2 separate regions of the Homo sapiens genome follow, and region 1 is linked to region 2. Evidence: read pairs that join two places in POLR2A ChIA-PET (ENCODE). Cell type or tissue: endothelial cell of umbilical vein. All regions are shown on one strand. Each heading gives the region's core, and the rest is flanking DNA. Links, peaks and the distances in the headings are about the cores only.

The links. ChIA-PET counts read pairs that join two places held together with the same protein. Peaks named below come from ENCODE experiments on the same cell type or tissue, not always from the same donor. Only the 100,000 strongest peaks of a DNase experiment are listed, where the experiment ranks them.
Region 1: POLR2A ChIA-PET joins it to region 2 with 5 read pairs; 1 of 35 experiments calls an interaction of 5 or more read pairs at or near these places.

Annotation. Positions count from the first base shown.
Region 1 is chr4:138,196,954-138,202,346 of GRCh38, reverse strand. All of the region lies in intron 6 of SLC7A11 (solute carrier family 7 member 11), which reads left to right. Among named protein-coding and RNA genes, the nearest start is that of SLC7A11, 43 kb to the left of the region's middle. In endothelial cell of umbilical vein, for the core only: no CTCF peak of the experiment used is centred there; a DNase peak (open chromatin) is centred at 2,586; H3K27ac peaks cover 637 bases.
Region 2 is chr4:138,560,059-138,565,451 of GRCh38, reverse strand. It overlaps the pseudogene LOC152594. Among named protein-coding and RNA genes, the nearest start is that of LINC00498, 250 kb to the right of the region's middle. In endothelial cell of umbilical vein, for the core only: a CTCF peak has its summit at 4,831 (motif pointing left); DNase peaks (open chromatin) are centred at 2,581 and 3,301; H3K27ac peaks cover 1,429 bases.

The DNA.
Region 1 (5,393 bases), core at 209-5,208, 360 kb after region 2:
TCATATCCAACCTATAGAATTGAATTCTACTTAAGGGATCACCTTAAGTAGAGTGTCTTGTGATATAAGGAGTGTACCAGGAAAAATATAGATTTTAAAAATGCTTGTTAAGGGTGCCATTAATGTGGTATAATGATGAATCCCTAATCCTATTTACTACTTTTATTATATATGCCCACAGAAGATATAAAATGGTCTGTAGCCTCTGTGGTCCAGAAGGTTTATATTAGTCTTTTATTATGTGATTCATTATTTTTCTCAAGAGCATAGACATATGGGATTGCCCATAAGTATCCATAGATGCAATTATATGAGAGGAATCTTTTCTGATGGGTCTGCTACATTTCAGTATTAGACATTCCCCATAATTTAGTTAGGATTGCATTTATATATTTCTAATATGCTGCATACATAAAGAAAGAGAGGGAGCGATCCTTGTCATGACTTTCAAAAGTCTGCATTAATTCATTCCTTTTCCCACCTAAGTGGGTATTCTAATGCTTACCTTAAGATCGTTGTGAGAATTAGATATAATTTATGGCTGTGTCTGACAATGCTTTGCTCATAGTAGATACTTATTTAATGGTATGCTTTTTATTGGTATTAAACATCATGTCATTAGTTCATTTGTCACCCATAGGGACTATCAGATCAGGATTTGTGGACATGGGGAAGCTGTTTCTTTTCTTCTGTACTGCTTGACTGTTGGCTTTGAGAAAACCCATTCTCACGAGGGAAAAGACACTCTTACTTGAAACACCCGGCCATGGGAAATGACAATTATCTCAGTCTCAGAGTTGAAGCATTTCTAATCTCCAATGCTGGAGGTTGTTTTTCAAGAACATACAATATTTTTATAATTGTTTTTCTAAGGAGACAGGCTCATAGTTTTTTAAATCACATGGTTTTCCTGGCTATTTAGTGCTGTACCATATTATCTTTCTTTCCCTTTCTTATATGCTTTCTCTTAAAATTATAGAAGTGGAAGAAATACATCTTGCTGTGACAAAAGCTTAAACAATAACCCGTACTGATACATATTATTGAGAATGCAGTGATCAAATACAAAGGCCACTGTTTTATATATCAAGCTGTACAATACTATATGAAAAATAGTTCATGATATCAAGTTCATGGCATAGCATTAAAATAGGCCAAAATATGTAAAAACTAGAGCTTATAATACATAGCCATATAACACAAAATGAGATATTAAAGAATAGAATGTATGATTTTATGAGCAAAGTCATTTCTAGGTCCTGGGAGACTGCCCCTTGCACAATGCTTTTCTTGGTATCCCAAGTCCCACCTCTTCCGAAGAATCTCTTCTATTGGCTTTTCATGATGCTATTTCTTCTTCCTCCCTGATAGTCTATGGTCATGGCCGTTCTCTAAGAGATAGATAGCAAAGGATTTATTATAGTAATGTCTCTACATTTCAAAATGGTTTCAATTATCATATTACCCGTGTGTACAAAGAGTTCTCTACTTGGTTACCTTCTTCTATTCACACATTGACTTGGCTTAGTGTATTGGACTCATTGTCATAATTAAAACCACAATTAATTTGACCTTGAGAAAATAAATTGTCAAAGCCTGTGATGTTAGAGTTAGGAGGGGAGGAACCATCAAAATTCACAACCCTTTTATTGTGAAGCTAACGAAATAGAAGCCACAGAGATGGATTAATTTGTCTATATTTATAAGTTAAAATCCTGATCCTTTTCTAGTACTCTTTCCAAATGCTTAGTGTTGTTGAATAGAAATCTAAGAAAGATGGCTATGGCAAGATTTTAGCCTTGAAATTAGCTGGGGGAAATGTAATCATTAGAAGTGACCTCTATGTCATTTGAGAATAGAACAAAACTGCTTTTAAAAATGTGTCAGAGCATTAAAATTTGCCTGCATTTGACTTTCTAAAGCTGTTAGTCAAATAGATAATGAAAGAGGGTGCTAGGCTAGTTGAAGTAAGTTAATCCATTTCAGGTCGTTTACTGAAGGTCATTTGGTTAGAAGATTAAAATAGAAAGTTTACAATTAGGAAATGCTGAAATGTTAGAATATTATAAGGAAATAGCTGCTTTTTATTGTCTTTAACATCTTTACAGATACACTGGCTCTTAAAATAGGTTAAATATCATTTGTGGAGGCAATATTTAATTTTTCTGTTATTGATATTGTCAAACAAAGTCTCACTTTCTATATTCTGGCCTGAGGCAAGTAAAAGAGAAATTGAAATAGAAAAGAAGATTAACTTTGTTTTCAGCCAGAAAATGACAAAAAGAAACGAGGGAGATAGACAGCAAGTGGAGGTCATGATTTTAAGGTACTATTCGCTAGCTGCTCTGGGTCTTGTGGAAAAAGGTTAAATGTGTTTTAAATGTATGTAAGTGTTTAGCTATTTATTCCTCACAGTGCAGTGTCCTCTTGCCAAGGAGAAGTGATCAAGTGGCAAATGTTGGGGGAAAGCCACTAGAAATTGAACTCAATGATGTCTTTCTCTGAGCTGCGGAATTGTTTGTCTTTATGCCAAGTCACAACGTGGACTCTGAACTGCAGCAAGGGAGAAATCTTCAGTTTGAATACATAGGTGCTTTTCAAACCATTGAGTTTATGATGCAAGTCTGTGACTAGGCAGGGCAGGTATTTCCTGTTCTCTAAAAGATAGTGCTAGTTCTGCTCTATTGCTGCCATTTCTATAGCAATACCTGGGTGGAATTCCCTCCCTGCTTAACCCTGCCTCCTCCACTCCCTGCCTCTGATCTATGCGCACTTAGAAACACAGGATATCCTGATTATCCTGTTTCAGTATTTCTCATAATGGACACATATTGTTTATTCTATTTTTAAATGACGGGAACACAAATCTCTACCCAGTAGTTGTGGTCGATGATCCATTTAGTCAAATGAAGAAAGGAAAATTTATATGTATTCTGTACCTTATTGGAAGTCAAAGTAAAACTTTATGATTGTGGTAAGTATTTTCAGTAACAGTATATAGCATTTCCTCCTTTCTTTTAATAATAATAGATAAACAAATTTAAAATGCCAAAAAAATATGATGAAATTAAAAATCACCTGTAATATCTTAATCACATCAAATAAAAGTACTCACTGTTATTATTTTGATATTTTGTTTCCCCCACAGTTTGTGCGTGCGTGTGCATATATGTAGTGCATTATATTGCTTGAGATAAATGTAAATGTGCATTTTTCTTCCTAACTTTGGTGTTATATAATGTATTTACTTGTTTGTTTATTGTCTGATTCCCAAGGCCAGGGCTTTGTCTGTATCATTACTGCTGTATCCCTGACAGCTGGAAGGTTCTTCCAAGTGTGCCCTGCCATTTAGATTTGCTGCATCTCAAGCTCAACTCCAGCTCTTTCTACTTATGTGCTATAGATCTGTCTCACCGTCTTCATTTCATGTCATTTTATTATATTTTCGTATATCACCTAGATGTTAGTTAAGAACATTTTTAATGCTAGTATAATATTTCTTTGTGGGGATGTGCCAATATTCTTGTGCTCATTTTCTTGTTGGACATTGAAAACATTCCTAATGTTTCTTAATGTATTAGGTTGGTGCAAAAATAATAATAATTCTGGATTATACATTTCATATATAAATCCTTACATATCCAATTATTCTCTTAGAATAGATTGCTAGAAGAGAATTGCTGTGTCAAAGGCAACAAACTTTAAAATGGTCTGTCTATTATCAAGTTGCTTTCCAAAGTGGATATATTAATTTCCTCTCCCAATAGCAATAGCTAAGAATACTTATAGTGTTGGGTGTCATTATTTTAAAAAATCCTGGTTAATTGAAAGGCAAAAATTACACCTCATGGTTTGAAAATGCATTCATTTGATCACCAGTGAGGCTCAATACTTCCAGCATTTTTAGCAGCTACACGTGGTTACCATTTTGGAGCATGAATATTGGTGATTCATCAGAATTCTTTGTATATTATGGGTATTGATTCTTTATCTATTATATTATTTGTAAAAAGTTTGTCCCAGTTTTTCACATTACTCAATTTTCTTTATGATCACAGCTTACAAAACTTGTGGTTTTGTTTCTATAATTTGTAGTTAGATATAATAATCATTTTTTATTTCTGTATTGCTATTATGATCTGCAAATTTTTACATCCCTAGATCATTTTCATCTCACCCATATTTTCTGTTTGTTTGTTTTTTCTGGTTTCTTTTTTACAGCCCACTCTTTACCTTATCTGGAATGGATTTTTTTTTTAAACCTGATATAATATAGGCTCTTGACTTTCCCCCAATTTTCTCAATATCCCAGTATTAGCAAATAGTCATATTACTCCTTAGTTTATGATACTTACATTATATTATATTGATGATACTTTTTATTTATTATATTATATTTATGATACTTACAATATATTACATTGATACTTGTCATTATAATAATAAAATTAATGTATTTTTATGTTATATACTAAGTTGTATTTCAAGGCAATCTATTCCACTTGCCTTTTTATAGATATATCAACCAATTACTATATAATTTTATTAAAAGTTTGTAATACTCTTTTTTAATCTGAAGGGAAAAGTAGCCTCAATTATTATTATTTTTCTCTGAATAAGTCAACATTGAGTATAACTTGTATTTGCATAGAGGTCGTTTTTACTCTTAGCTGTTCAAGTGGATGAAGAGAATCTGTATAGTGCTTTTAAATTTAAAGCTCATGGTGTTTCAAATTATCTTGGTAGTGTTATCTCTCATAATTAAATCTGCTCTATATAAAGATATAGTCCATGTATATGGCTGAGTCTTTTATAGTCCAAAATTTATTTTTCTGTGTACTATGGTTTATTAACTTGACTTATTTTTCTTCTTTCAGATTTAAAAAATGTTAACTAATTAAAGTAACTTCCCAAGTACCTACCAATGACATTAATCTTCCTCTTTTTGTCTTTTGTTCTTTTTACCCCCAAATCCTATTAATACAGCAACTTTTTAATATGATTTTCTACTTTTCAGAATACTTCTTAACAACATAGCAAATGCCAAAATGTTAATGGAAGTATTAATGAAAACATGCAAAAAATATTTCTTTATGATTCTGATAATTATCGAAATTGCCTTAGATTAAACATGAATAAATTTAATTATTATATATGTATTCAAATAGTTGGATATATAATCCTGAGAAAGAATCCTTCACTACATATGTTATAAAAATGGTAATGAACACATTACCTAAGAAGTCTGCACTAGAAATAATAAGATACCTTTTCATTCTTGACATCTTTCTTCTTTTTGAACCAAGTATCTGTAGAAAAATATTTGAATCAAATTTTAATGAAATTCTTATTAGAGGTTTGCTACTTTTCTCACAAAATGGCAATATTGCCAG
Region 2 (5,393 bases), core at 137-5,136:
TCTGAATGGTAAAGTCTGACAGCAAGTAAAAAAAAATACTAGTTACATGGAAGAGAAAGGAACATGGAGACAGAAAGGAAACATACAAAAAGAGATAGGGAGAAAAAAAGAGACAGATTTTCAATTTCATGTGACATTGATTTAGTCTTGAGTAATTTAGTTTATTTGGAAATATATTTATCGAGCACATACTATGTAAAAAACATTGTTAATTGATGTGGGGGTACAAATTTGACAAGATAAAAATTCATGTCATGAAGAGCTCACTCTCTAGTATGGGAGATGAGATTGAATAGAAGAAATGTGACATTTTTTCATAGAGCCTGCTTCATCCACAGCCTCTCCAAGGATTACCCCTCATGCTGCCTCTGGTCCCTGATCATAGCTGGTTGGTTGGGAATAGACACAGAGCTCAGAGGAAGCCAATCATTGACTAAGCAGCGACTCAAGATGTATTAGGCCTAATCTTGAATGGGTGAGAGCCTGTTATGTCAGAATCTCTTCAATCCATCAGCACTGTTCTTCATTTTCTCTCAAAAATATATCTTGCCTCTATTCATTTCGCTTTGTTACTCTCCTGTCACTACTGATGCATTGCCATTGCTTCCTACTTGGTTTCTTCATTTGTAGTGTGTTATCTGTTAAGCCCATTATCCAGTTGGAGTAATTTTTTAAAAAATACTATCAGATCATGTCATTCCTCTACTTAAAAAATTTCAGTGGTTTCTCATTGCACTTAATGTATAATCTGAACTCCACAACATGGACCTCCATGACCACTCGGCTCCTTTTTTCCTCATCACTCTTCTCCCTTGCTTGCTCTCTCTCCTCAGATCCCCTGTCCTCAGCGGCTCCAGCACTGCTGCATTCCTCCAATATGCCTCGGCAATTCCACATTATGGCCTCTGCACATGATTACTCTGCCTTTTGTTCCTCACATATTGGCTCCTTTAAACACTTTAAAAGTCTCAGCCTAAATTTTATCTTCTGGCAGATGCCTTTCTGTGACACTCTTGTTAAAGGAGATTTCACTTGTCACCCTGTTACTGTGCCCTGTGATATTTTTCACAGTACTCTTTACAATTTTAAACACACACACACACACACACACACACTTTTACTTAGGGTAGGTACTGTCTGATCATCTCACTAGATTGCAGCAGCATTACTCCCTACTGTAGACCCCCATGCCTTATGCAGTGCTTAGACTCATATTAGAAGCATGATAAGTTCAGTAAATAAATGAATTTACATTAAGACATAGAGAAATTGTTGCCTATCAGTGGTGAATCCTGGAGTTAGCAGAGAAGGTTGAGGGTGATCATTTTGGGCTCATGAGTAGTTTTATCAGTACAGTATCGTGTAGAGGTTGACCACGTAGGTCTCAGAGTCAAAGAGATCTGGGTTCATGCTCAAGCTCTACTACTTACTAGCAACATTATCTCAGGTATAATACTTAACCTCCATGAACTGTTTCCCAATATGTAACATAGAGGTAATTTTTTTTTACAAAATTGTTGCAGGGATATATGATAATGTGTGCAAGGTAATTAGTAAGAATAATAATGAATAACATTTATTTATTACTTTTCTGTGCCAGGTCCTAGGCAGAGGGCTTTACAGTGCTATGTCATCAGATCTCTTCATCAATCCTGCTAGATACAAACCATTATCTTTATTTTACAAGCGAGGAACTTGAAAAAGAGGTGAAGTTGGCTGGGCGTGGTGGCTCACCCCTGTAATCCCAGCACTTTGGGAGGCCGAGGCAGGCGGATCACAAGGTCAGGAGTTCGAGACCAGCCTGACTAACATGGTGAGACCCCGTCTCTACTAAAAATACAAAAAATTAGCCAGGCATGATGGTAGGCACCTTAATCCCAGCTACTTGGGAGGCAGAGGCAGGAGAATCGTTTGAACCTGGGAGGCAGAGGTTGCAGTGAACTGAGATCGAGCCATTGCACTCAAGCACCTGGGGGACAAGAGTGAGACTTCTCTCAAAAAAAAAAAAAAGGAGGTGAAGTTGAAGATCACACAGCCAGTAAGTGGCAGCATCAAGGTAAATTCAGAAATTTTAATTACGGAATCTAATGTTACAACACTAAGCTATACTGGCTTCCATATGGCATATGGAAGAATACATTCAAATGGAAGTAAAGAGCAAAGAGTTATTATTTTTAAGTAGATAAAGGAAATCTGAAGGGAGCAGAGAATTGAAATGTACACTAGGAAGCCACATCAAGGTAGCACATGGCCCCTAAAAGAGACAACTTTTCAAAGAATAGTTGCCTTTGTTTTGGTAGTTTTTGGTTTCCAAGACTAGTCCGATGACAGCCAATCGAACTCTATATTCTTTCCTTTTATCAAAGTGTTCTACTACCTCCAGTTTTTGGTGAACTACTTTCTCAATTGTTGCATCTTCCCTGGCTCATGGTGGATTGCTTTTTCCTAGGGTTTGTAATATTTTATTGGAAAAATAATCTTCTGTGGTTTTTTTTTTGGAAAATGTCCATGAGCATTGAATTGTAGACATGTTCTCACTGAATAGCTTCCTGTTTGCTTCTGACTGGGCTCTGGGGATTTCACAGCCTAGGTCAATGTTTATTTTGGGGTTTCTTTACAACACAGGCAATGCAAATTTAGAACGAAACCCATTCTGGATGGGCCTGAGGTTTTGATTTCTCATTGGAACCTTCCCTCTCCCACTGGCCTGATCAAATGGCAGCCTTCCTTACAGCTTCCTCTGGGCTAATGGTTAGAATTTTTGTAGTCTCATTTCCACAGATAGACCAGACCTTAGAGGCTGTTGAACTTATTCAGTGTTTTAGGTCCATTTTCCTTTCACATGGGCCAAAGCTACATATTTTCTCCACATGTGGTGGGTAGAAGCTCAGCCCTTACACTCTACAGCCCTTATCTGGGGCTGAAACCCTTTTATATGGCTGGGCAGCATCTTCTGCTTACTATACAGGCTTTATCATTCCTTATTGTTTCCCCAACCCAGCTCTTATTGTTCTTTCTTTTGAGGTGAGATATATATTTGGATCTTTTTTTTTTTTTTTTTTTTTTTTTAGTTTTATTATAACCTTGTATTTTCTAGCAAAAAGATAAATCTGAACTGGGCACACAGCTCAAGTGTCAGCCTTGAGATGACCTAAGCAGCAAAAATTTGGCCTATTTAATAAAATGCACAGGAGCTTGCAGCCGCATTTATTAGAAAAATATTATCCTTTGGAAACTCCTTTCTTAAAGATTGGCTCCAGGGCATTGTTCTTCCTGTTTTTATCCAATTCCCCTTCCTTGGCAGGCAGCCAGGCGCTCCGATGCTCACAGGCCATGGGACAGTCCAGTTCCGTGCAGACCCGGCAGGGCATGGGCGGGCAGAACCGCACCGTGAAGCCCGCCTGTTAATTTCCATCGGGTGGTCCTGGAGACGACATGGCTGGGGTAATGGGTCACCGGAACTCCACGGCGGCCAGACGCCCATCCAATTTGCCTGCGGGAACTCGCTCTTCACCTTTTCTTCACAAACTTCTTTCTGGAAGCGTTGGGATTTAAGCGTCTCCGCCCAGCTCCCAAGGTGCTGTCCCGGACCTGTAGGGTAGCTGAGCGGCTGGAGATGTCATTCTCGACAAAGGGCGACATCCCGGCGATGTAGTCAGGGGCGAACACGTTGGTTTTCTGCCTGGCCTTTCGGGAGAGTCGCGGTTGAGGGAAGCGCTGATCCTCGGTGAGATGGGGGTTGATGGCGTATGTGCCCCCTTTGGGAGTGGGAAGCGAGTACCGGAGGCCGCGGGCGTTCAGCACCTTGGGGTTGCGGGAGAAGTGCATGTGCAGGGTGCCGTCGTCACTGATGGTCACGGACACTTTCTTCAGGGTCTTGTTCCCACAGTGTGAACAGAACACTCGGCTCATGTCAGACGTTGTCTTGAAACAGCCGTGGCAGCCCAGACGTAGCTCTGGGCCTCACGAATCAGCATGCAGTTCACCGCCAGCACGTGCAGCCCCATCTGCAGCAGAACATTCTGCCTGGGGAAGTCTGTGGTCACGCAGCCAACCCGCACGTCCTCGGGGACGTCGCACTGCTCCAGCTCCTGCTGGATCTGCTTGATGTTACTGGGGGTTATCCAGCCACCCCCGTCGTCATCGCTGTCATCTTTTCTGTCTTCAAACCCGTTTTCTTCCTCCTCCTCCTCCTCTCTTGGAACGTCCTCACCTCTGTCAATCAGCGGCTCCTGCAGTTCATGATCGATGTTGGGCAGAGGGTTTCTCCGGAACATGAAGGAACTAAATTCCAGGTTCTCAGGCTCACAAGCTGGGTGTCCTTTTTCTGTTTCTTGTGGGGGTTTAGGCTTGGAGGGCAGATGGAAACCAGAAATGTGCAGAGGTGTTTCTGGGTGCTGAATCGATGAGCTCAGTTTAACCTTCTGTGGTTCTTGTTTTAGGTGAGACACCCCAACAAACTCTGCTTCCAACTGGTATGTGAGCGCAAGCACTTGGATGTCCGTGGCAGAGAGGCTGGGGTAGTCTCCTGTTTTCTTTGAAAACTCAGTCACCAGCTGCACGTATTCTGGTAAGGGCTCCTTGAACCGCAGCTCATAGGGCAGGACAGCGAGCCGCCTGCATGTGGCCTTGTCCCGAAACTCAGTGACCACCTCCCGGATGATGTAAATGTTCTTCCCGATGTCCTGCAGAGCCGCATCCCGAAGGAAAGCCCCAGCATCCGCCACAACTTGCTCCACTGGAGCCACGTTGTCTGCGTGAGCGGGGAGCGCGCATGCGCACGGAGCTTGCGCTGGCTCCTAAGTGCAAGTCTGGGCCTCTGGGAACCAGGAAGAGCAGCCGCGACTTGGCTGCGCCTCCTGGCGGCCACGCCAGCACTATATTTGGATCTATTAATCAGCATTTCCATGTTCCTTGTGAGATGTGAGCCCATTTATATTAATATTGTTTCAGTCCCTCATGTTACCAGAAGTGTTATGCAAAGGGGTAGAAAGCTGTGCAAAGAGCTGGGCTTTATTCTGTAGGTCACAGGGAGCCGCAAAAGACTTTTGATTAAGTATATAGATAATCAAATCTATATTTTAAAGAAATTAACTCAGGAGCACCATAAAGAATGGATGGAAAATGGAAAGATCAATGACATGGAAACACATTAGAATGCTATTCAAAGTGTCTAAATCAAAGATAGTTGAGAGACTGACCCAAGCAGTAGAAACAGAAGAGAGAGGATAGATCTGTGAGAAAAGGAAAAGTCACACTTACAAAACATTAAGACTTATTACATAAGAGGGAAGAGAAGTCCTAGACTTCTGACCTCAGCAATGAGGAGAATATTTGGCTGGATTTATAATATAGATGCTCCTCTACTTACCATGGGGTTACATCTCAATCAG